2 separate regions of the Homo sapiens genome follow, and region 1 is linked to region 2. A link is an interaction called in ENCODE POLR2A ChIA-PET data of the cell type or tissue named here. Cell type or tissue: CD4-positive, alpha-beta T cell. All regions are shown on one strand. Each heading gives the region's core, and the rest is flanking DNA. Links, peaks and the distances in the headings are about the cores only.

The links. ChIA-PET counts read pairs that join two places held together with the same protein. Peaks named below come from ENCODE experiments on the same cell type or tissue, not always from the same donor. Only the 100,000 strongest peaks of a DNase experiment are listed, where the experiment ranks them.
Region 1: POLR2A ChIA-PET joins it to region 2 with 6 read pairs; 1 of 35 experiments calls an interaction of 5 or more read pairs at or near these places.

What each region holds. Positions count from the first base shown.
Region 1 is chr12:8,120,158-8,132,735 of GRCh38, forward strand. CLEC4A (C-type lectin domain family 4 member A) reads left to right here and starts at 3,460. Exons shown (of 6, transcript NM_016184.4): 1 at 3,460-3,803; 2 at 5,404-5,520; 3 at 9,107-9,205. The coding sequence starts at 3,722. RefSeq lists an enhancer at 3,330-3,379. In CD4-positive, alpha-beta T cell, for the core only: no CTCF peak of the experiment used is centred there; a DNase peak (open chromatin) is centred at 7,164; H3K4me3 peaks cover 719 bases.
Region 2 is chr12:8,173,049-8,185,626 of GRCh38, forward strand. It overlaps ZNF705A (zinc finger protein 705A), which reads left to right. Exons shown (of 6, transcript NM_001004328.3): 3 at 1,278-1,404; 4 at 2,180-2,275; 5 at 2,812-2,894; 6 at 3,951-6,998. The coding sequence ends at 4,535. FAM66C (family with sequence similarity 66 member C) reads left to right here and starts at 7,161. Exons shown (of 8, transcript NR_026788.1): 1 at 7,161-7,704. RefSeq lists enhancers at 7,200-7,329, 7,525-8,024 and a silencer at 7,480-7,599. In CD4-positive, alpha-beta T cell, for the core only: a CTCF peak has its summit at 7,087 (motif pointing left); a DNase peak (open chromatin) is centred at 7,293; H3K4me3 peaks cover 727 bases; H3K27ac peaks cover 265 bases.

The DNA.
Region 1 (12,578 bases), core at 2,891-10,890, 53 kb before region 2:
GGTCCATTATGTAGGCATGATTGATTGAACCATTGGTCACAAGTTGAACTCAGTCTCTAGCTTCCCTTCCCCACCTGGGCTGATATAACATGGCTCAGGGCTTCAATGCGCCAATCACATGACTGGTCTTTCCGGCATGGCCAGCCCCACCCTGAATCACCTTCTTAGCATAAACTATCTTAGAGCCCATCATGAGAGACCTCATTAGCATGAGATATACGGGCCCACCATGAATAACAAAGACAATCCTATTATTTGGAAAATTCCAAGGATTTAAAGGCTACCTCCAGGAAGTGGGAACAAAATCCAGGCAAATTCTTTATTACCTAGGTTAACTGCAACATGATGCAATATTCAGAGAGTGAACGAACAAGTGAAGGCACACTGTCAGCCTCTCAGAGTTGTGGAACTTCCAGTCTTCCCTCATAATAGGTACCATACCACACATGACATGCAATCAATACTAGTAAAGCTTATCTTCCTTAAAACTTTAAATAAATGTAAATAGATGTTTTAGTGTTTTTTTCTCTGTGCCTTAGCAGATCCTCTTTTATACTGCCTAAGGTACTTGTGCCCCATTTTGGAGATCACTGCCCAAGAGATCTCTTGGATAAATAATTTAAAGGGATAAGGGGATAGATTCTATTATTGTTTCCAAATGTCTGTGTTCTCCTTTGTGAAAGGATTAAACTTTGATACCCTTGACATGTCTTTCTGTAGACAAAGTATATTTCCCTGTCTCACTTGCAGGTTTGTTCAGGTAACTTGCATTGGCCAACAGAATCAGAGCAAATACAACGTACACCTTATCTGAATAAAGGATGCTACTACATGGTTCAGCTTACAAGGAGCTATTCTGTGATCTCAGCTTCCAGAATGAGAAAACACTTGGAGAGGGGCCAAGCAGAGTTGCAGTCAACTCCAAGGTGGCCCTAAGCACAAGTGTAATGTAAGTGAGAAATACATGTTTGTTGTTGTAAGCCACTTGGATTTTGGGGTTGTTGGTGATACGGTGTAATCCAGTTATAATGTGACTTATTCCAGGGAGAGAGCTATAGTTTTAGGAATATGGTTTGCTTTCTAATTATGAGCTTAGATTGTAAAGACTCTGAGAATCAATGATTGTTATTTCAGGGAATATGTGTGCATGTATACCTGTCTACGTGCATGTGCTGGTTAGGCCCAATCATTAATTTGTGGAGAACTTAAAATTCCCTTATCCTTCCCTTATGCTTTGTCATTCCCCTTTCCCTTTTCTTACTAAATAATTTGATTCTAAATAAAGCAGTAGCAAGATAGGTGTCTATGGTGAGGTGGCTGGGAGAGCAGCAGTGGCCTGGCACAGGGGGAGAGCTTTAGCAGGGTGAGAAGGGTGACTATGCAGGGTATTGGCTTGACAGTGGTTCTGGAGCCCAAGCAGAGTGAGAAGAACATCCCTTAGGGGTGGGAAAGTGTCCTGGCATGGGGAACCAGAGCGAGGAGATGTCCACTCCTGGCAATGGCCCAGTGCAGGGTGTCAGAGGATAAGATTGAGGAGGGTGTCCATAGTAGGGGTAGCCTGATGTGAGAGGTCAGAGTCTGAGAGGTAAAGAAGGCATCTATGTGGTGGGATAGTCAGGTGCAGTGAGTTGGAGTGCAAGCAGGGTGAGGAGGGCATCCATGTATGAGGTTACCTTCTATAGGGAGTCAGAGTCGCAAATGGCTGAGCAGAGTACTCTAGGGCCAGCCTGGTATGTATGTCAGCATGTGGGAGAGGTGAGGAGGGCACCCATGCCTAGTGTTGGCCCAGTTGGGGTTGGGACTCAGCACTTAAGCAGGATGAGGAGAGAGAGCATCCTTGCAGAGGGTAGACCTGGTGTGGTTTCAGAGACCAAGCATGATAAGGAGGGTGTCCATGTGGTGGGGTAGCCCAGTGAGGGAACTCAGATCCTAAGTAGGGTAAGATGGACATTATTGCTGGGGGATGGAGGACCTGCATGGAGTGTCAGAGCCCAAGCAGGATGAAGAAAGCTTCTATGCAGAGGGAGGACTTGGTGTGGGTTTCAGAAACTTAGCAGGATAAGGAGGTGGTCCATGTGGTAGGATAGCCCGGTGAGGAAATCAGACCCCTCCAGGGTGAGGAGGGCTTCCACCCATAGGGTGACCTTGTGTGGAGCATTAGAACCTAAGGGGGTCTAAGTGGTGACTAGGGGACCAGCATCAGGAATCAGAGTGCAAGCAGAGTGAGGAGGGCTTTCCTGCAGAGGAATGGCCTAGCACAGGGAGTCAGAGCCTTGGCAGGGTGAGGGGGATGTTTGTTGGGGGATGTTCATGGGGGTGGGGAGTGGGCTGGCCCTTTGCCGGCACTCTCAGAGTGAGGAGGGAGGGCATCCGCGCAGGGGATGGTGGCTTGGACTGGGGAGTCAGAGCCCAACTAGGAAGAGAGGGACATCTTAGCAGGTGGGAGATTGACGACATCCAGGAGATTGATCAAATAAGGAATAAGTGAAAGACAATGAAAGCAGGTTTCTTAGTGTCACAGAAAGGAGTTAGGAATGTGGGAAGGGAGAAAACTAGAATGAAACTTGTGGTGTTAGATTGGAATTAGAGGAATTAGTGTGAACTCATGGTGTTCAATATATTTAGATATAGAAATAATATAGAAATATAGACGTGTGTGTTTGTGTGTGTGTGCATGCATGTATGCATGTGTGTTATGCAGGAGAAGGAATCAGCTGGGGGAGATTAAAAGGAGGATCATTTGCGGAGAGTTGAGGGCAGAGAATCCAGGTGTGAGCTGGGAGCATGTCTATGGAGAGATTCCACATGAAGGATTTAATATTTGGAGTGTTTTCTTCTAGGCCTTTGGAAAAAGTCATATTTAGTACTTTGTTTAAGTTTATCCCCTTCTATACTGTGATTCTATATAATTCTCCTAACTGTTAAAAAATAGTCATATATATTGGAGGTGATGTGGCGATTAAAAGGTTAGGGAAGCATGGAATAAAGGCTGGCCTTCCCTCTCCTCCAACATCCAGTAAAGGGAGCTGCTTTCTGGAGATTCTAGCAAGATGAATGCAGACTTTTGATAGAGTTAGTTACCAACAAGGAAACACAGAGAGCATGGAGGAACAGCTTCAGAAGACATGGGGTTTAAACTTTGCCATCCCCACCATGCTACAGGAAACTAATTCGTGAAGGTGGGGAGGCTGATATGTGAGTTTTGTGTCAATGATACTCTTAGAATGTGGTACTAACAAGTTGCCTGATCAGTCAAAATTGATGAGATGAATGCAACATAAGTCTATGTTCAGGATGTTTGGTCAAAAGTAATTACATTTGTGTGTGGAAGCACAGAAATTGTATTTTTTACTGGTGAAAAACGCAGTTCTCCAGAAAGACTCTAAGTGCTTGGTTCTTCTTTTATTTTTCTTCCTCTTTCCGCAACCCTTTGAGTTCCCACTTTTATTGCATTTGCTTGCATTTGTTTCAAGGCTGTGATTCTCACTATACTGGTCCTGAGGAAAGGGCTTCTGTGAACTGCGGTTTTTAGTTTTTATTGTGGTTCTTAGTTCTCATGAGACCCCTCTTGAGGATATGTGCCTATCTGGTGCCTCTGCTCTCCACTAGTTGAGTGAAAGGAAGGAGGTAATTTACCACCATGTTTGGTTCCTGTTTATAAGATGTTTTAAGAAAGATCTGAAACAGATTTTCTGAAGAAAGCAGAAGCTCTCTTCCCATTATGACTTCGGAAATCACTTATGCTGAAGTGAGGTTCAAAAATGAATTCAAGTCCTCAGGCATCAACACAGCCTCTTCTGCAGGTAAAGATCATTTTCTAGGGGTCAGAGTGAATGACGAGGTGAAGGATGAGGAGAGGGTTTATGAATAAGGCATAGGTGTTTTCAGTTGCTGGTTGTCTGATTGAGTATGTCTGGGAAACACAAGAGTCCCAGAAGATTGAGTGGCCTGCAGATACGCATTACGGGGTGTACATTTGTATTGTGGAGAAGAAAAGATTTTGTGCCACTCTCTTCAGCCTCCACTCTGCTTACTGAAACAGAGGTGAGAGAAATCCACTCCAGTTCTGAGCTAAGGCGAGTGCTCTGATGCCCCTGTGTTTTCTGAGGCTGAGTGGGGCTGGGGTTAAGAGATTGAGTACAGCTTCTGAAACCATCAATCCAGATGCAGGGGGTCCTGATGAATTTGTGAGATTTGTTTTTTGATCAGTTAGAGGGAAAGAGTTTGGGTGGACAGTGGTGAGGGTATATTTGTTGGTAATGGATGGAAATGTAACAAAAGGCCTTTGCAAATGAAAGACTAGAAAGTCTACAAAGAAAGTCTCTTAAATCTCCAGGAAACTTTTTCTGAAATCAGAGAACCTATTGCGTGTTGCATCTCTGAGACAGACTCTGTTACGTTTGGGAGTAGATGCAAGGTGATTTGGGTGTCATGTGTGATATCTCAAGTATAGAGCAAAAGAGAGAAAAGAATGTATATAGAGTACAAGAAACTATGGGGGAAGGGGTCAGGACTATAGTTACGCTTTCTAAAATACCTCTGTGAAGGTGTGGAGAGCACTTAGGGAAATTTTTTCTCCTTAAAAACTTTATATAATTTCTTTATTACACAAGTATTAATGTTCATTGTAGAAAAAATTAACCAGAGGTACACAGATATTTGAATTATAATTACTCTTATCATCTAGAGAAAATCATAATTTGCAATTTAGTGAATATCCTTCCACATACAAATACATATAATGTGCATATGTATTTTACTAAAAATGTAATCATATTATATAATACTGAATTTTTTTCCCCCATCATTTGACAAAATATCATAACTCGAAGAAAGTGATTCCTAACCATGAGATGGTAACTAAAAAGACTGACTTTATTCTAAACATGTGATGAGGAATGATTATAAAGATTTATTTGCTATAGCATTATTTAAAGTTGGAAACCATTATTTAAATATATGATGAAATACTATGCAACCATAATAAGGAGTGTTAAAGAAGAAAATATAATGGTATGAAAAATGTTCATGATATAGTGTAAAGGAAAATAATAGGTCAGAAATCAGTATTTATGGTATGTCAATCGTGGGAAAATTTGCATATGTGTATATATACATTCAAAAAATTGCTAGAAAGATATATACCAAAATATTATGGTATATTATAAGTTATATGGCATAACAGTTATCCTCAATTGTAGGAATTCGTACTTTTATGTATTTTTTAAAGTTTCTACAGTGAATATTATTATATCCTTTCTATTCCTATTCTCATGTGATTTCAAATGTCATACCGTTAGTAACTGTGTGTCATCCAAGAAAAGAGAGAGAAAGAGGAGGAGGAAGAAGAGGAAGTAAAGACCAAACTTATTACTGATAAAACTAATTTGGCTTCTTCTTCAGCTTCCAAGGAGAGGACTGCCCCTCACAAAAGTAATACCGGATTCCCCAAGCTGCTTTGTGCCTCACTGTTGATATTTTTCCTGCTATTGGCAATCTCATTCTTTATTGCTTTTGTCAGTAAGTATGCCAACTGAACCAATAAGCAATATCTGCTGTCCATGAACAGAGGGTATCCTTTAAAAACTGACTTTTGAAAATGAGCTTATCCAGAAATCTGAAATGAAATTTTCTCTGGGGAGACATAATTCATGGGAATCCACTGTGAATTTTGCTCTTTATTTGGATTTAGTTACTGTCCTGTAAAAATAATGGAATCCCTTCTCATTTAGAGAAACTGAAGCATAAATGTGGGTGTATGTATTTGTGTTGTAGAGTGAAATCTATGGGGCATCATCTCTATACTAGACACTATGTAAGTGAGGACAAATCTATGTTTCCTTGGTAGCATTTATCAGGCCAGTCTGATTTGAATGCACAGACATTTATGTTTTGGGATGAGCAGGTAGACAACAAGGAGATGGGAAGAAATATTTCAGGAAGAGTTCTCCACTGGCTTTTACTCTGATTATTCCTGCCCTGCTCAAGACTGTGTGGGATCTAAAAGTCAATTTTGCAAATTAGGTGGATTGCTGCGTATCTTTGGCTTTCAGCATTTGTTGAGTTTTATTCCCCCTGGTTCTGTCACCCAGGCTGGAGTGCATTGGTGCAATCTTGGCTCACTGCAACCTCCACCTCCCAGGTTCAAGCGATTCTCCCACCCCAGCCTCCCAAGTAGCTGGGATTACAGGTGTGCATCACTATGCTCAGCTAATTTTTTTTTTTTTTTTTTTTGTATTTTTAGTAGAGACAGGGTTTTCTCATGTTTCCTGGCCTTGTCCTGAACTCCTGGGCTCAAGCAGTCTGCCTACCTCAGCCTCCTAACGTGCTGGGATTACAGGCATGAGTCACTACGCCTGGCTCAAAATTTTTAAAAGGCATAAAAAGCAGTATACATTTAGGTAGATTCTTTATTAATTTCTTTGGTCATTTCATAAGTATTGTCCATCTACTGTATGTCAGGCACTGTGCCAGACAGAGAGTCAAGACAGAGCCACAGCCCCTGGTCTCAAGAAATTTAGAGAATGATAAAATGAACCAGTGGTTATAACATTGTATGGTAAGTGTTGTACAGTTAAGAAGTATAATAAGTGCAAGAGGCTGAGGTAGGCTTTCCGGAGGAGGTGACATCTAGAGCTGTGTGTACCAAGAATGACCTAGAGATATGAGAGAGCATGGAATTTGGGGAAACGTAAGTATGCATGACTGGAACATATGGTGCTAAGTAAAGAACTAAGAAATGAAGTTGTAGGTGGCAGAAAGAAACAGGACTCAGATCATGAAGACTGCTGTATATCATGATAAAGAGTTTGGATTTTTTCCCTCCTAAAGGTTATTTTATCAATTATCTTTTGCTGGTTAATAAGCCAATCTAAAACTTAGTGGATTAAAACAGCAACTATTTATTTAGCTCATAAATCTGTGTCTTGGCAATTGAGACTGGTGTCAGTTGGGAGATTTCCCCAGTCCTGGCTGAACTCACTCATGTATATGTGGTTGGGTACTGGCCACAGGCAACTTAGCTTCTGAGGAACAGGATGTTAGATGGAATGGCAGGAGAGATTTGGCCACGTTTCTCTTATCATTCATCAGGGTAGCCTGGGTTTGTTCACATGGCAACTGGCAGGCTTTTAAGACTGAGAGCGGAAGTAAGCAAGGCCTTTTGAAATCTCACCTTGGAACTAGCGCAGAGTTGCTCCTGCACATTCTATTGGCCAAAAGAAGTCTTACAGGCAGCCCAGATCCAGGCGGTGGAGAAATAGACCACATTTCTTGATTGAAGAAGCTGCAAAATCACATTGCAAAGCAGTGTAGATACAGGGTATGTTGAAAGTTGTGGCCATTTTTGCAATGTCACAGTCATAGAGAAAATTGAAGAATTTTAAGCAGGGAATTGATATAATTGGATTGGACTTATAGAAACATGATTTTTACAGAGGTGTGGAAAATGGATAAATGAGGACAAATTTGGAGGGAAAGAGAGGTTAGAAGGATAATTCATTAATTCAATTGAGAAATATTGTCAGACTGATCTATGGCTAGTGTTAGCGAAAAAAGAGAAGATGAAGTAATTTTGAATGATAAAGGAGGTAGAGGCTTGATGAATATTCAGTTCTGGGAAATAAGGGACCCAGAGAAGTAAAGTATGGCTCCAATATTCTGACTTTGTAAACTCAGAAATCATTAAGTTTTTCAAAGAGGTAGACAATATAGGATCAGTAGCAGGTTTGGGTTGGAAGATGGTGATTTAAGTTTTGGGCATGTTGAGTTTTATATGGCTGTGAGAACCTCAAATGGATGTGTCTACTGGGAGACACATTTGTCTGGATTTAGGGAGAGAGGTCTGAGCTTTGGAAGTCCTTCACATAGAGGTAGCAGGTGATGCCGTGGGAATATATGATATCACTCACGGAGATAACTTAGTATGAGAAAGACGGATAAGGATGGAACTCTGGGAAATGTTACATTTTAAAAGAGGTGGATGGAGGAAACGGAGCTCATCAAAGAGTGTAAGAAGCAGCAGCAAGAAAGGTAAGACAAAAACAACAAAGAGTAGTGTCCCAAGAGCTAAGGGGAAAGGCAACTGGGGTCAAGCCTTTAAGGAAGTCAAATAGGAAGAGGACTAAGTAACCCTAGGATATTACTGAGGATCCACTTTAGGGATGGTTTTAGTGAAATAGTGGAAGTAAAACCCAGACTATGATGGGTCAAGGAGCAAATGAAAGGTAGGGAGGAAAGACAAAAAGTTCAATTTCTTTTTTTTTTTTTTTTGAGATGGAGTCTTGCTCCGTCACCCAGGCTGGAGTGCAGTGGCGCAATCTCAGCTCACCGCAACCTCCGCCTCCCAGGTTCAAGCAATTCTCCTTCCTCAGCTTCCCGAGTAGCTGGGATTACAGGCACCTGCCGCTGCGCCCAGCTGATTTTTGTACTTTGAGTAGAGACGAGGTTTCACCATCTTGGCCAGGCTAGTCTCGAACTCCTGACCTGCCTCGACCTCCCAAAGTGCTGGGATTACAGGCGTGAGCCAATGTGCCCGGCCAAAAGTTCAGTTTCTAGAGGGAGAGGTGGGTTAGTTTTAAACTGGGAGAAACATGAGAGCGTTGGTGTGCTGAGGAGTAAGAGCCAGTTGGGATGGAGAGAGTAATGGAGAGAAGAGGAAGAAAATAATGCCCTCTTGATCCATGTGGGGTTCTTTTTAAAATTCTCCATTCTTCAAGGTAACCCAGAACTCCTCAGAATTAATTTGCCCCTCTCCCATCTGCTCCAAAGTCCCAGGGTGCGCACATCCTTAAATACAAGTGTTTATTGCCCTGCATCCCCCCACCCCCAAGAGTTAGCCTTTGCATGCATCTTATATTAAGTATTGAAGGAGAATGTGGAGTCCCTTTAGATCCATTATGATGGAACTGTTGTGTCCTCTTCCAACTACTGATCTTTCAGCTATTCCTAGAGATATCTATAGTTTCAGTATGGGAAATCTTTTCCCTCTACTCCAGTAATAGGGCATTTGTAAGTTTTATTTCAATAAAGAATGCAAGAAAGTAACGATAAAGAGCAAAGTCATAATGCTACCAGGAAAATAAATGGTCTTTATTCTCTTTTCCAGTTTTCTTTCAAAAATATTCTCAGCTTCTTGAAAAAAAGACTACAAAAGAGCTGGTTCATACAACATTGGAGTGTGTGAAAAAAAATATGCCCGTGGAAGGTAAAAATTAATGTGCCTAGAATTCAGTTGCTGAATGTACTATGTAAGGATCCCAAATCAATATTTCCAGTAAGATTCCCAGGTAGATCATACTGAAAAGTTGAGTCTCACAATAATTTAAGCTACAAATGTACAAATATCTAGGACATGCTGGGCATGGTGGCTCACACCTGTAATCCCAGCACTTTGGGAGGCTGAGGCGTGTGGATCACAAGGTCAACAGATCGAGACCATCCTAGCCAAAATGGTGAAACCCCGTCTCCACTAAAAGCACAAAAATTAGCTAGGCATGGTGGTACACACCTGTAATCCCAGCTACTCGGGAGGCTGAGGCAGGAGAGTCGCTTGAACCCGGGAGGCAGAGGTTGCAGTGAGCCGAGGTTGTGCCACTGCACTCCACCTGGCGACGGAGCAAGATTCCGCCTCAAAAAAACCCAAAAGACAAAAAAACAAATATATAGGACATAAAATTCTTTTGTTGTTGTTTTTTTGAGACAGGGTCTCACTTTGTTGCCCAGGCTAGAGTGCAGTAGTGCGAACATGGCTCACTACAGCCTCGACCTCCCGGGCTCAAGTGATCCTCCCATTTCTGCCTCCTGAGTAGCTGAGACTACAAGCACACGCCACTACACTCAGCTAATTTTTGTATTTTTTGTAGAGATGGAGTTTCACCATGTTGCCCAGGCTGATCTTGAACTCCTAAGCTTAAGTGATGTGGCTGTCTCAGCTTCTTGAAGGGCTGGGATTATAGGCGTGAGCCACGGTGCCTGGTCCTAAAATTCGTATATGTACTCATATATCTTTAATTTGTCTATGGAAAAAAATAGAAGCTTAATTGTGAAAAAGGTTACATTGCTTTTAGACTTCTTCGACCTTTGCTTCTTTCGGAACTTTCTATACACATTTGCTCTTTTTTTCACATATCAGTTAAAACCATGTGATGAAAATGTGATGATGATTTTTTTATGGATGTGAATTATTTAAATTATTTAAATTAATAGATTATTGTTATTATTATTATTATTTTTGAGATAGGATCTCACTCTGTTTTCCAGGCTGGAATTCAGTAGTGTGACCACAGCTCACAGTAGCCTTGATCTCCTGGGTTCCAAGTAATCCTCCACCTCAGCCTCCCAGTAGCTGGGATCAAAGGTGCCCACTACCACACTTGGCCAATTTTATTTTTATTTTTTGAATTTTTGTAGAGAGAAGGTCTTGCCATGTTGCCAGGCTGTTCTTGAATTCCTGGCTTCAAGCAATCCTCCCACCTCAGCCTCCCCGTGCTGGGATTACAGGAGTGAGCTACCATGCCCGGCCAATAGGTTATTTTTAAGAACAGTTTTATATTTACAGAAAAATTGAGCAGATAATGCAAAGAGATCTCATTTTTCCCTTGCTCTGCACACATGCTCTCCCCTATTGTTAACATCTTACATGAATATAGTATACTTCTTACAACTAATCAACTAATATTGGTATATTATTAATTAAAATTCACAATTTTCAGGTTTCCTTAGTGTTCACCTCATTTTCTTTTCTGTAATAGGATCCCCATCCAGAACACCACGTTACATTGAATTCTCATGTCTCTTTAGGCACGTCTTGGCTGTGGTAGTTTCTCAGATTTTCCTCATATTTGATGACCCTGACAGTTTTGAGCAATACTGGTCAGGTATATTATAGAATGTCCATCTATCAGAATTTGTCTGATGTTTTTCTAATAATTAGACTGGGATTATTGGTTTTTGGGAGGAAGATCACAGATGTAAAATGCTATTTTCATTACATCATATCAAGGGCATATATTATCAAAATGATTCTTGACTATTGATGTTGACCTTGATCACTTGGTTAAGGTAGTGTTTGTCAAGTTTCTCCACTGTGAAGTTACTCTTTCCCTCCCCACCCCTTTCCATACTACACTCTTTGGAAGGTTCAGTCCACACTTAAGGACTGGGGAGTTATGCTCTCCATTCATGAGGGTGGATTATGGTATCAGTCATGGTCAGCAGGCTGGAGACTCAGGAAGGAGTAAGAGTTGCAGTTTGAGTCCAAAGACCATCTGCTGCAGAACCTTGAAGAGCCAGTGCTGCAGATGAAGTGCAAAGGCAGTCCACTGAGTTTCCTCTTGCTCAGAGGAGGTCCCTCTTTTTGTTCCATTCAGATCTTCAATTGATTAGATGAAATCTACTTACATTATTGAGGGCAATCTGCTTTACTCAAAGTCCAGCAATTTAAATGTAAATCTCATCCAAAAGCATTTTCACAGAAACATCCAGAATGTTTGGCCAAATATCTGGGCACTGTGGCCTAGATAAGTTGACACATAAAATTAACCATCACAAGTATCTATATAATTTATTTGAAATTTTGTCCAGGTGATATTTGTCTCTTTTATTCCATTTATTTATTTATATAATCATTTAGTTATATCTGCATGTACTCATGGAGATATATATATCTATATATATATATATCTCTTCAACTTTTAAGTTCTGGGGTACATGTGCAGGATGTGCAGGTTTGTTTCATGGGTAAATGTGTGCTATGGTGGTTTGCTACATAGACCAACCCATCACCCAGGTATTAAGCCCAGCATCCATTAGCTGTTCTTCCTGATGCTCTCCCTCCCCGGCTTGCTCCCTCCACCACAGGCCCCAGTGTGTGTTGTTCCCCACTGTGTGTCCAACTCATGGATATTTATTTTAAATTTTGGTTTATAATCCAATACTGCTCTATTTTGTAGTTCCAGCTTTGGACATTGGGAACTTTTTCATTTGACTCCTGTGACCCTTTAACATATCACCACGTGTTTTTTCTTTTGTTTTGGTTTAGCACTTCCTCACTTTCTGGGACTGCAAAATGCTTGAGACTCACATTGTACATTTCATGTCCCTATCCTGGAATCAGATATTTCTTTGAGGAGCCCTAGTTCCTTTGATTGGAGAATAGTGTCCTATGAAATTTGATAATTTGTATTGTCATTTTCATTCAGTTCAATGTATTTTTAAAAATTTCCCTTTAGACATCTCCTTTGACTCGTGGATTATTTAAAAGTGTGTTGTTTAGTTTCAAGCGTATGGAGATTTTCCTGTGTTATTTCTTTTATTAATTTCTGGTTTCTTTTCACTGTGGTTGGAGAAAACGATATGATTTCAGCAATTTTAAATTAGTCGATGTTATTTAATGTCCCGAGATATGGTTTGTTTCAGCATATGTTCCAGAGGCACTGGAAAAGAATGGGTATTCTGTTGTTGGGTGGAGCGTTCTATAAATGTGGATTGGATCCTTGTAATTGATGATGTTTATAAGTTCTATGTTCTTGCTGATTTTCTGTGTAGTTCTGTCAATGGTTGAGAGAGAGGTGTTGATG
Region 2 (12,578 bases), core at 2,874-10,873:
ATTGTGATGAATGCAAGCGATAGAGATGAGCGAAGAGCAGAACATCACAGCCCAACAATGAGTCTGATGTTCTAGCAGCTGAGTTCAATAAATCCAGTGTGATAGGACTTGCTGTGCAGTGTTGAGGGAAAAGAAGAGTTTGATAAAATATATTTGAGCTTCTAAAAACTTTGTGAAAGGACAACTAAAGAAGTCATTATTATTCTTATCCCCATTCATTTTACCTTTTGGTAATTAACCTTTTTGCCTTCTGGTAAGTGAAAGTAACATATAAGAAATATAATTATTTAATTACGGTTGCACACTCAGAAGAAGGAATATAGTAGATAGAGTACAATTTAGGGTTCTGTGGAAATGCTTTATACGGGCTGGTTAGAAAAAAAACAATGAAGAGGCTTTTTAAATCTTTGAACAAGTGAAGTGAGAAGGTAAATTTAAAAGAGAAACAATGATAACTGATGTTTGGATTGCCGAGAGAAAGTTGAGAACAGGAGGCTTCATATCACAGGAATCATCGGACTAAGATTTCCTCAGTATAGCAGCCTCAGCGGTCTTGTCTTGTGCTGCTAGACTGTCTTTAAGCCTTGTCATGAACACCTGAATTATATAACGTTAAAGAGACTATATGTATGAATTGAATCCTATATTCTGCATAAAGCTTTTTCAGTTCTGAAGAATGCTGGAGTCTGGTTCATTACTTTCTAACTTTTTAATGAATAAGGGATCAATGACTTATATTTAATAAATATTTGCTAGATAGGAAACACGTTTTCTATTAGTCCATTAGATTATTCAAAACACATCATAGGTCTCTTAACCATTTGATTGGTGAGAAACCTGTGGTTCATTAGAGAAATAGTTTATTTCATCACAGTCATGTTTAAAAAGTAGTAAATCATGGTTATTTGCCTTGTGACAAATCCGTAATTTACTTGAAATTCATGGTAAATTTCATTTTATTTATGAATGTTCAAGTGAAAATTTTATAATCAGTTATGTAGAGGTGATTAACACATTACTGAAAAATATCTGGGTTATATTATGCCACACCTCACGCGATATTTCTTTATAGTAAAGTTTAATGGATTCAGAGTGGGTATATCTCTGTGAGTGAATCTGAAAGGCAGATACCAGCTTAGTACTGAGAATGAACTGGCTGGAACCCAAAACACTGAGTATTCTGCATACCCAGCTCCTAGCTATGTCATCTCAGCCTTCCTCTTCCGGACATTGAAAGGGATTTCTCTGTCTAAACTAAAATGTCTGTGATGTTTTAGAAGAAAGTGACTTTTGAAGATGTAGCTATTGACTTCACCCAGGAAGAGTGGGCCATGATGGACACATCCAAGAGAAAGCTGTACAGAGATGTGATGCTGGAAAATATCAGTCACCTGGTGTCCCTCGGTGAGTCCCTCAACATTCACGTACATATGTAGACACACATTCGCTCATTCATTCAATAAGTGTTAGAACAGCTTCCCCATATCTCACTCTAATCTCTTCTCTGCTTCTCTCACAGATCTCATCTGAAAAAAGTTTGAACTTTCTAAATCTATCTGAAATAAATATCTTTCTTTTTATTTTATTTTATTTAGTTTGTCACTCAATTAGAATGTAGTCTTGACAAGGATTTCATGGTTTCTTTGGTACTCAGTCTCTAATACTCATAACAGACCTGGGAACTTAACGAATATTTTCAATGTATTAAATTAAATATTTTCTAAATAACTCTTCTGCTTTAGTCTATGCTTAGGCTGAGACCAATTAGTGAAAACAATAGCAATATCTTTTCCATATAGAACACCAATTATTTTTGTAAATCGAATTTTTTTTTGTTCTGTGTGAGAATAATAATAAACACACTGTGCAGAGATTTAATTACTCTCTTTCTGAAAAGATTGTGTATTATGCATTGTGTCTTGGAACTTAGGCATGGACTCAGCATTCATAGGTCCTGACTGTTTTGAATTTCCTTTTCCTGATGGCCCTTTTGTTTAGATTTATTTTCCAGTCTCATGTTGGGTCAGAAAAGTCCTGGGGAGTTTTCTGTGTTCTAGGTCTTGTGGCCTGAGCTGACCTTCACTGTTTTTATTCTTCCTTGATAGCCTGCCTTACACTTGGTGATAATGCACATTTATTGACAGTGAACTCAAAACACATGTATTCTTTCCACTAACAGGGTACCAGATAAGCAAATCCTATATAATTTTGCAGCTGGAGCAAGGAAAAGAGCTGTGGCGGGAAGGAAGAGAATTTCTTCAAGACCAGAATCCAGGTAAGCAACAGGGTCCTGTGCTCTAATAGGAGGAGGTGCTTTGTCAATGAATAATATCAGTTGAATATTAATTAGTGGTTTTATTAAATGAGTGATAATTTCTAAAATGTAGGTTAGGCTACTGGAGCAGAATTCCTTAGATGTTATTGTCATTTTGTTCATGTGTCAGATGCTACTCTTGTGTCCTCTTTTTTTACTTTTCTTTCACTTTTAGGAAAAGGATAATTCATGTACTTGGCTGGGGTTAAACTTTCATATGCTGACTCTTTCCCTGATACCCCTGTGAAGACTATCCCTCTATTTACCTGCCTGATATCTCATCTCCATTTTAACTCTTTTCACATTTTAATTTTAAAAATCTTTTCTAATTGCCGACACTGTACAATCTATTTCTTCTATTCAAGTAGTTTCTTCATTTGACACACTTGCCACATCTAAGTGTCAACTTTTGAAAAAAAGTAAATGGGCCTTGGGGCTTTTCAAACAATTTTATTACCATAATACCAATGTAACAATTTATTTTTCAATTATTTCAGACAGGGAAAGTGCCCTTAAGAAAAAACACATGATATCCATGCATCCTATCACCAGAAAAGACGCATCCACCAGTATGACAATGGTAAGTTTTATAGCTGTGTACACCAGTCATCTAAGTTAAAGACATGGTAATGGGTTAAGTTAGTAATGAAGCACAATCACCTGAGTGTAATTAGGCTGGCATTAAGTGCTTTCTAAGCAAAAAAAAATTGAATACTTTGAATTTAGTGAATACATTGAACTGTGTTCTAAACCATAACATGAGATCTCTAAAATAGAACAAGTGCATATACATTGCTCATGCCCAGACATTGAAAGATATTGATATCATCACAATTATGCAATAACTCTGCAGTTGAGATCTTACAGAAGAGAACATATCTGTGTCTGCAGGAGATAATGTGTATGCAAATGTCAATCGAGAAAAATGACAAGACAAGTCTCAATCATTTTAGGAGATTTATTTGCCAAAGTTAAGGACATGCACCCAGGGGACAGGTGTATGCCTTTCTCCAAAGAAGATTTTGAAGGCTCCAAATTTAAAGGGGAAAGGGTGGGATATTGAGAAGTACACAATTTTCATGTAAAAGGTAGGTAGAAAAAATAGTCATTCATGCATTTTTCTGGCTCAGTGAATCTGGATTTTTTCACATAAGATGACATAAACAAATGAGGCAGAGGAATAATGCAGGAAAGCTGCATTTTACATAAGACAACATAGGCAAAATTGGGCAGGGAAACAATCAGATATGCATTTGTGTCTGGTGAACTGGGGATGACTGCACCTGTAAAGACAAGTTATCAGTTTGCATTGCCATGGTGTAATTTTAACAGCTCATGAGGAATTTCCTTGTGGGCAAAATATGGGGGAGGCGTGTAGCTTTTCATCTTGTAGCCGTATTATTTAGGAACCAGAAGGGGGAGGCAGGTTTCTGTGACCCAGTTCCCAGCTTGATTTTTCCATTTGGTTAAATGAGTTTGGGGTCCCAAAATTTAATTTCCTTTCACACAAGAAACATTGGAAAGCTTTCAACTGGGGTCTACCACTGAATGTTTGGTCTAGGATTCAAAGGTAGTGAAATGAATGTATAGATATATGTGGGTAAACCATTAAGAGCTTTTAATCTTTGTCCCAAAGGAGAACTCTCTCATTCTGGAGGATCCTTTTGAATGTAATGATTCGGGAGAAGATTGCACTCACAGTTCCACAATAACTCAGCGTTTGTTAACTCACAGTGGAAAGAAACCCTATGTCAGCAAACAGTGTGGAAAATCTCTTCGTAATCTTTTCTCCCCTAAACCACATAAACAAATTCATACTAAAGGTAAATCATATCAATGTAATCTATGTGAAAAGGCCTATACTAATTGCTTTCGCCTTAGACGGCACAAGATGACTCACACTGGAGAGAGGCCATATGCATGTCATCTATGTGGAAAAGCCTTCACTCAGTGTTCTCACCTTAGAAGACATGAGAAAACTCACACGGGAGAGAGACCATATAAGTGTCATCAATGTGGGAAAGCCTTTATTCAATCCTTTAACCTTCGAAGACATGAGAGAACTCACCTTGGAAAAAAGTGTTATGAATGTGATAAAAGTGGGAAAGCCTTTAGTCAAAGCTCTGGCTTTAGAGGAAACAAAATAATTCACACTGGAGAGAAACCACATGCTTGTCTTCTATGTGGGAAGGCCTTCAGTCTGTCTTCCGACCTTAGATGACATGAGAGAACATGCACTGGAGAAAAGCCATATGAATGCCATTTATGTGGGAAAGCCTTCAGTCAATGTACTAGTCTTAAATAGCATCAGAAAATTCACGCTGGAGAGAAAATTATAAACTTCTTCAGAACATATTCTGACTTTAGATGACACTGTGTTAGGAATGACGAAGGTAAGGAATGTGGAAGAGACTTCAGCTGTAGTTGTAGCATCTAAACATGCCAAAGGACTCATATTTTGAAGAAATACTGGAATCAACATGGAAGATACTTCAGTTACCTTTATTCTTCAGTCCACATCAATAAATTCATATGGAAGAGAAATTGTATGACATGTATGTACCAAAGACTTGTTAGTGATCTGAGCATAAATGACATGAGAGAGCTGAAACTGTCAACATAGTCAACTAAAAGTCTTCAGCAACAGCTTTAACTTAAAACATGTGGGACTTTCAGGTAGAGAATCTCTAACTCTGCATTCAGTGTGAAAATATTTTTATTTGCAATTTATTGTCAAATAACATGAGAAAACTTTACTTGGATGAACCCTTTATTTGTATTTTCTGTGAATAAACATTCAGCCAAGCACCAGGCTTGATGTTCACAAGAAAACAGAGTGATAAAATGCTGCTAAAATGGAAAATAAGAGAGGAAAGCCTTCATAAGCTAAATAAGAAGGGAAAGTCTTTCCAAGGGCAATGAATTCTCTTGGAATACCAAATACTTCTTACTGGAGAAGTTATGCAATGAAAAATCATGAGAAATCCTTTCTTCATAGAGCAACACTTGTGGCACATGTGAGATTTCACACTGGACAAAACATGGTTAGCATCCTGAAAGGAGAAAATTCTTTAGTGGTAATTCATTTCTTAGTTGACATTAAGTTTCTCACATTGAGGAGCTATCAAACTTGAAAATCACTGTGGAGAAACCTGATAGATTTCTCATCAGAAAAGTGAGTCAAGAAGGTGGACCTCTAGAAAAAACTCTTAACACATACTTTAGCAAAATAATTCAGAAATTTGAGAAAATATCTATTCATAAAAATGTGGCATATAAATGCATAATAGTAAAGTGACCAGGGAATAAATTGAATGCAGAATTATATAAGAAATCTCATTAAACTTTTCCAAAAGATCAATACTTACAAATATTGAAAGAATACAATCTGTTGTTGAAAAAACTTAGTATGTTGGCGAAGCCCTTGTTTCATTTATGCAGCCCTAACAAATCGATTTGCATCTGCACTCCTTGGGTGAGATTCTTGGTCGAGATTCTACCCCAACTTCTGAGTCTCCCCAGTCTTTAACAGCTCTTTCCTCACAGCTCACCTCCCTTTACTTCAACGTCCACTAAAACCACTTGTTTCCATCCAACCCTCGAGTTGACACACCAGGGATCTTCAGCCCCACTTGCTAGATTTCTCAGTGTGTCATTGCATAGATTTAGCAGGGAAATGGAGGCTGTATCAAAGACCCCTAGTATATGCATTTGGGTGTCCGCAGCCCTTGCCTCTGTCTCTGAGCAGTTACCTGGGATCAGAGAATAAGGCAGCTCTTCTCTTCTATCCCTCAGAAGGCTCTTGAAATTTTGTCCCTGGAGCCTCTCTAACTGGAAGTAGCAGTTCATCTCATGACACCCCACATTTTATTCAGGTGAGTCCTGAGTTATTACACAGAGACAGACACAGCTGTGCTCCTTTTACTGCAGTCCAGAAGATAAAACACCAGCATGATAAAACAGCCGAACCTGTCAGCCACCTTGCAAGCCTTTCCTATATTCGATTCAATGTACTTTTCCCGAAGCAAAATGAAAGTTCTCACAGAGGGGCCCTCCTCTGCCTTGTCCTCAGAATTGGAAAATGTATTGTCCGTGAAGGAGCCTCAGTACTGAACCTAAAACTCAAGAGAAAATGTTTCCTGAATATCAAGTGGGATGACTTGAAATTTTGCCAAACAGGCACAATCTTAATACGATCGGCCTTACTAAGGCTAAATGGCCTTATCCGTGGTTGAAGTTGACAAATCAATATATTAAAAAATCTCCACAAGTGATTGATTTTACTCTGCAGCCAGGGTTTATGTCAAGTGTGAGGATAATGAGCAAGAAATTCAAGCCCTTGGCAAACTGGTTGGAGAGGCAAGGACTGTGTCCAGGCAGAGCTCATATCATTATTTATTGTTTAATCTATTTAATTAAATATGTAATTTACCCACAAACTGTGGCTGACATTATATGTACTCCTGAGCCACATTGAGATGTACTATTTGTGCTATGAAATTCTATGGGATTTGACAAATGCATGGTGGCAGATCTCCAGCCATTATTAAAGCGTAACACAGAATGCTTCTCTTATTCAAGCTCATCTTCCCTCCACATAGAGGGAATCAATCGACTTTTGTATACTGATTTTTGAATTTGCTTCTTTATTTCCATCTTCTTCAATTAAAGCACAAGATATCGTACTCAATTTCCATTTGATCTTCCAAAAGAAAAGTACTGAATAATCTACCCCTGAATTTCAGTGATTCAGACTCAGGTCCACCGCTAAGGCCAAACGTCCTGTGCTGCCACCTCATGGCAGGCAGAGGGCAATGAAACTCATCTTTCCGGCCATGCAGGGCGCATGCGCGGTCTGCCTCCCGCGGCGGGCCGGGTCTCCAGGGAGGACCTGAGTTTTTCTTCACCCATGGTCAGGGAGGCGCCATCGCCCTGGCTTTGGGGCTGGGGCCTCCGGGGAGGTTCCGGTAGGGGCGTTGGAGAGGCCGCTCTTTTTGCAAGGCCCGAGATGGCGGGCCCTGCGCAGGCCGCCCTATTCCGCGCCCTCAGGGCGTCAGTATCCGCCTGAGGCCGGATACCCACTCTGGGCTCGGATACCCGCGCTGGGCCCGGAGCATCCTCGGCGCTGCCCTCCCAGAGCCCCGCAGAGGCTGAGGTGGCGCGGGGGCGGCCCCGGCTCCGCGAGAAGAGGCGGCAGCGAGGGCTGGAGGACCCGGGCTACGGGGCTCCGGGGCGTCTGGCCTGGGTGGGACTGAGCCCATCCAGGGACTGGGACTCCGGGGTTCTGGTGTAGGTGGATCCCGGGCAGGCTCAGGACCAAGACCCTCTCCTTCCACCAAGGAGCGCCCAGAGGCCGGCGGGAGCTCCAGGTTCACCTCCTCCTCCTCCAGGTGTTTACTTTTCCTTTATTTCTGTGAGGCCAGAAATTGTCGCCATCCTTCACATCGGTGAATCGGGACCCTAACACTCATTACCTCAGGTTTATTGTTATTGCCATTAACAGTGTTGGTGGCATTATCACTAAGATCATCATTGTTGTTATTATTGTCATTTATGATTATTAGCAGGTGTGTTCATTTTGTCTCACTATGCATTTTTTTTTTTTTTGGGGGGGATTGGTTTTGTATGACGTTGAATTGAGCTTCTTTAATCTTGACCAGTGCTGTCAGATTTCTGAAGAGCATTCCGGAGGACAACTCCTGTCTTTCAGCACAGCCACAGAATTTCGTGGGCACAGGAGAGCACTTAGAATATTCCCCTTTCATTGCACAGCAGCTTTGGGAAATAGTGGCTGCCTGGCTCTGAGATGAGGTAGAAAAGACTGGATACTGGGGCAAGTGTTAGCACCTCCACTGGTGTTTTTATGAAGCTAAGCGCACTGTCTCCCACGTAGACTTAGAATACAATCTGATGGCTCTAAAGGGCCATGGCTGCCCTTCCTGGGACTTCCTGGGAACCTTTAAACCTTCTGTGGTTCCTGGAGTAGGTAGGTTGCCAAGTCTGTGCCTCATATGGTAGCACCAGTCTTTTCTGGGCCAACAAGGACACTTAGAATGTTTCCAGAAGCTCAGGCATGCTGTCTCTGTTCCTCCCTTCTGTTCAATGGCAATTCACTGGGTCCCTGGCTGACATAGAACATCCTGCAGAAGGTTGGGCTTGGGTGACTTCCTGGCCAGCCTTCCCAGGCAGTCATCTTTGAAAAACTTGAAGAGACTCACAGAGGCCATTCACTGGTATTTCATGACTGCAAGTGGGGTTTCTGGATCCTTGAGTTTACTTAGAATATTTGAATGGCTCTGGATGGCCAAGAAACCCTCCCTGGTCTTAGAAGCTGCCAAAAGCTATTACTGGGCCTCTGAAGAGACTTTTAAATTTTTCCAAGTACATTTGGGCATAGGAAACTTTTCCAGGTCTAGCTGAGCCAGCTCAGGTCGAGTCCTGAAAAACTGGTGGGTATTGGGGGATCTCATCTTACGAAAGAGCAATTGGTGGCAAAGCTGGGTCTCCAGGACAGCTGTGTATGTATATGTCTGTAGAACATGCCTTGTTGGACATCTTTGGTAACTGAACACCATTTGTGAATGGATAAACTATATTCATTGCTGTACAATAATGAAAAATCCATATTAACAATGGCAGTAATAAAAATATTGATGGCTATTAACAGGAATAATGATCATCATGATACTAGTACTAATGGTTTTAATACTGATAATAATACTAACCCTATGGACTTGGGACATATAAGTTTTCCATAAGTGGATAATAGGCATAAATATTTGGCTGTGTAGGGTTATTTCAAGTCCCAAAAGCAAGGATGAACATCTAGAACGAGAAGAAAAACAATCTGGAGGTTAGTATGTGCACACCTGTGGACTCCTGTGTTAACTTCTGGTGTTTCAGCCTAAGAGGGAATGTTAATATAACCCTGGTCCTAGAACACCATGCTGACCAACACCTACCAGCTTTCAGGAGATAAGACAGCTGGCTGATGGGGCAGGGATCCAGAGAAGGCACGGGTCCACACCTGCACATGTTGCCCAGTGGCAGAGTTCATGACAAGCAATAAGCCCCAGGACAATGTCATTCCCAGCTACCTGGCTGTCATCTGCTCTTTCATGGCCCCTCTCTACTGGTACCTCTAGGCACTGGCATGTCCTCCAGAGGCTGCAGGAGGGCATGATACTCAGTACTCTCCCAACTGCAGGAGGGAAGAAAGATGGAAACAGCTAAATACCATGGCTTCTGGATTTTTTTTGCTGGGCATGGCATATTTTGCATTTGCTTTAATAATGCTGGAACCCAGTCAGTGGCTTGCAATACAGATCTAGATGACTCTGGACACCTGTAGAGATTTTGACAATTTCCAGAAGGTCACAAGTTCTTGGAGGACTTTTTCATGAGTTCTTCGACTGAAAAGGTGGTTCAAAGAGCTTCTATACTGACTTAGAAAATGTTGCAGAGGCCAGGTGCGGTGGCTTATGCCTGTAATCCCAGCACTTTGGGAGGCCAAGGCAGGCGGATCATGAGGTCAGGAGTTTGAGACCAGTCTGACTAACATGGTGAAACCCCCTCTCTACTAAAAATACAAAAATTAGCCGGGCATGGTGACACACACCTGTAATCCCAGCTACTCAGGAGGCTGAGGCAGGAGAATCGCTTGAACCTGGGAATCGGAGGTTGCAGCGAGCCAAGATCAGGATTCCAGCCTGAGCGACGGAGCGAGACTCTATCTCAAAAAATAAATAAATAAATAAATAAATAAATTAATTAATTAATTAATTAAATAAAAAGGAAGAAAAAAGAAAAGTTACAGACACTCTGGTGAACAGATAGGCCCTCTCCTGCCACTCCAGGTAAAAGTTTCTTGGCCACAAACCTGATTTAGCAATATCCCTTCATCTTAGGTAGGTAACAGAAAGCCATTCATGACCTATCCAAGCATGGAGAGGGGATTTGACTTAGAAAAGTTAGGTGGACTAGTTGGTGAAAGAAAGTGCATTCTGGCTCTCCCTCTCCCTCTCCCTCTCCCTCTCCCTCTCCCTCTCCCCATGGTCTCCCTCTCCCTCTCTCCACGGTCTCCCTCTGATGCCGAGCTGAAGCTGGACGGTACTGCTGCCTGATTCTCCTGCCTCAGCCTGCCGACTGCCTGCGATTGCAGGCGCGCGCCGCCACGCCTGACTGGTTCTCGTATTTTTTTGGTGGAGACGGGGTTTCGCTGTGTTGGCCGGGCTTGTCTCCAGCTCCTAACCGTGAGTGATCCGCCAGCCTCGGCATCCTGAGGTGCTGGGATTGCAGACGGAGTCTCGTTCACTCCGTGCTCAATGGTGCCCAGGCTGGAGTGCAGTGGCGTGATCTCGGCTCGCTACAACCTACACCTCCCAGCAGCCTGCCTTGGCCTCCCAAAGTGCCGAGATTGCAGCCTCTGCCCGGCCGCCACCCCGTCTGGGAAGTGAGGAGCGTCTCTGCCCAGCCGCCCATCGTCTGGGATGTGAGGAGCCCCTCTGCCTGGCTGCCCAGTCTGGAAAGTGAGGAGCGTCTCTGCCCAGCCGCCATCCCATCTAGGAAGTGAGGAGCACCTCTTCCTGGCCGCCATCCCATCTGGGAAGTGAGGAGCGTCTCTGCCCGGCCGCCCGTCGTCTGAGATGTGGGGAGCACCTCTGCCCTGCCACCCCGTCCGGGATGTGAGGAGCGTCTCTGCCCGGCCGCCCCATCTGAGAAGTGAGGAGCCCCTCCGCCCAGCAGCCACCCCGTCTGGGAAGTGAGGAGCGTCTCTGCCCGGCAGCCACCTCGTCCGGCAGGGAGGTGGGGGGGTCAGCCCCCTGCCCGGCCAGCCGCCCCATCTGGGAGGGAGGTGGGGGGATCAGCCCCCCGCCCGGCCAGCCGCCCCGTCCAGGAGGTGAGGGGCGCCTCTGCCCGGCCGCCCCTACTGGGAAGTGAGGAGCCCCTCTGCCCGGCCAGCCGCTCCATCCAGGAGGGAGGTGGGGGGGGTCAGCCCCCCACCTGGCCAGCCGCCCCTTCCGGGAGGTGAGGGGCGCCTCTGCCCGGCCGCCCCTACTGGGAAGTGAGGAGCCCCTCTGCCCGGCCAGCCACCCCGCTCGGGAGGGAGGTGGGGGGGTCAGCCCCCGGCCCGGCCAGCCGCCCCGTCCGGGAGGTGAGGGGCGCCTCTGCCCGGCCGCCCCTACTGGGAAGTGAGGAGCCCCTCTGCCCGGCCAGCCGCCCCGTCCAGGAGGGAGGTGGGGGGGTCAGCCCCCCGCCCGGCCAGCCGCCCCATCCAGGAAGTGAGGGGCGCCTCTGCCCGGCCACCCCTACTGGGAAGTGAGGAGTCCCTCTGCCCAGCCAGCCGGCCCGTCCAGGAGGGAGGTGGGGGGGTCAGCCCCCTGCCCAGCCAGCCGCCCCGTCCGGGAGGTGAGGGGCGCCTCTGCCCGGCTGCCCCTACTGGGAAGTGAGGAGCCCCTCTGCCTGGCCACCACCCCGTCTGGGAGGTGTACCCAACAGCTCATTGAGAACGGGCCATGATGACAATGGCGGTTTTGTGGAATAGAAAGGGGGGAAGGGTGGGGAAAAGATTGAGAAATCGGATGGTTGCCGTGTCTGTGTAGAAAGAGGTAGACGTGGGAGACTTTTCATTTTGTTCTGTACTAAGAAAAATTCTTCTGCCTTGGGAACCTGTTGATCTGTGACCTTATCCCCAACCCTGTGCTCTCTGAAACATGTGCTGTATCCACTCAGGGTTGAATGGATTAAGGGCGGTGCAAGATGTGCTTTGTTAAACAGATGCTTGAAGGCAGCATGCTCCTTAAGAGTCATCACCACTCCCTAATCTCAAGTACCCAGGGACACAAACACTGCAGAAGGCCGCAGGGTCCTCTGCCTAGGAAAACCAGAGACCTTTGTTCACTTGTTTATCTGCTGACCTTCCCTCCACTATTGTCCTGTGACCCTGCCAAATCCCCCTCTGCGAGAAACACCCAAGAATGATCAATTAAAAAAAAAAAAAAAAAAAAAAAACATTAAAAAAAAAAAAAAGTGCATTCTGGGGCTCACAGGCCTACACATAGAGTTGCTATCACATAAAGCATATGTATGAATTCTTTCTGAGCCCATGGCAAGATGAGGGTGCACTTCATCAGTCTCCTATGCTGGTATGAATAGGTACTTGCCTGAAAAATAAAAGAATAATTCAGGAAGCCCATTCTTCTACAGGACACCAGGCAGTACAGTAGGAGTCCTGGGGTTGCTGTGGTATTTATGTTTTAAGGTT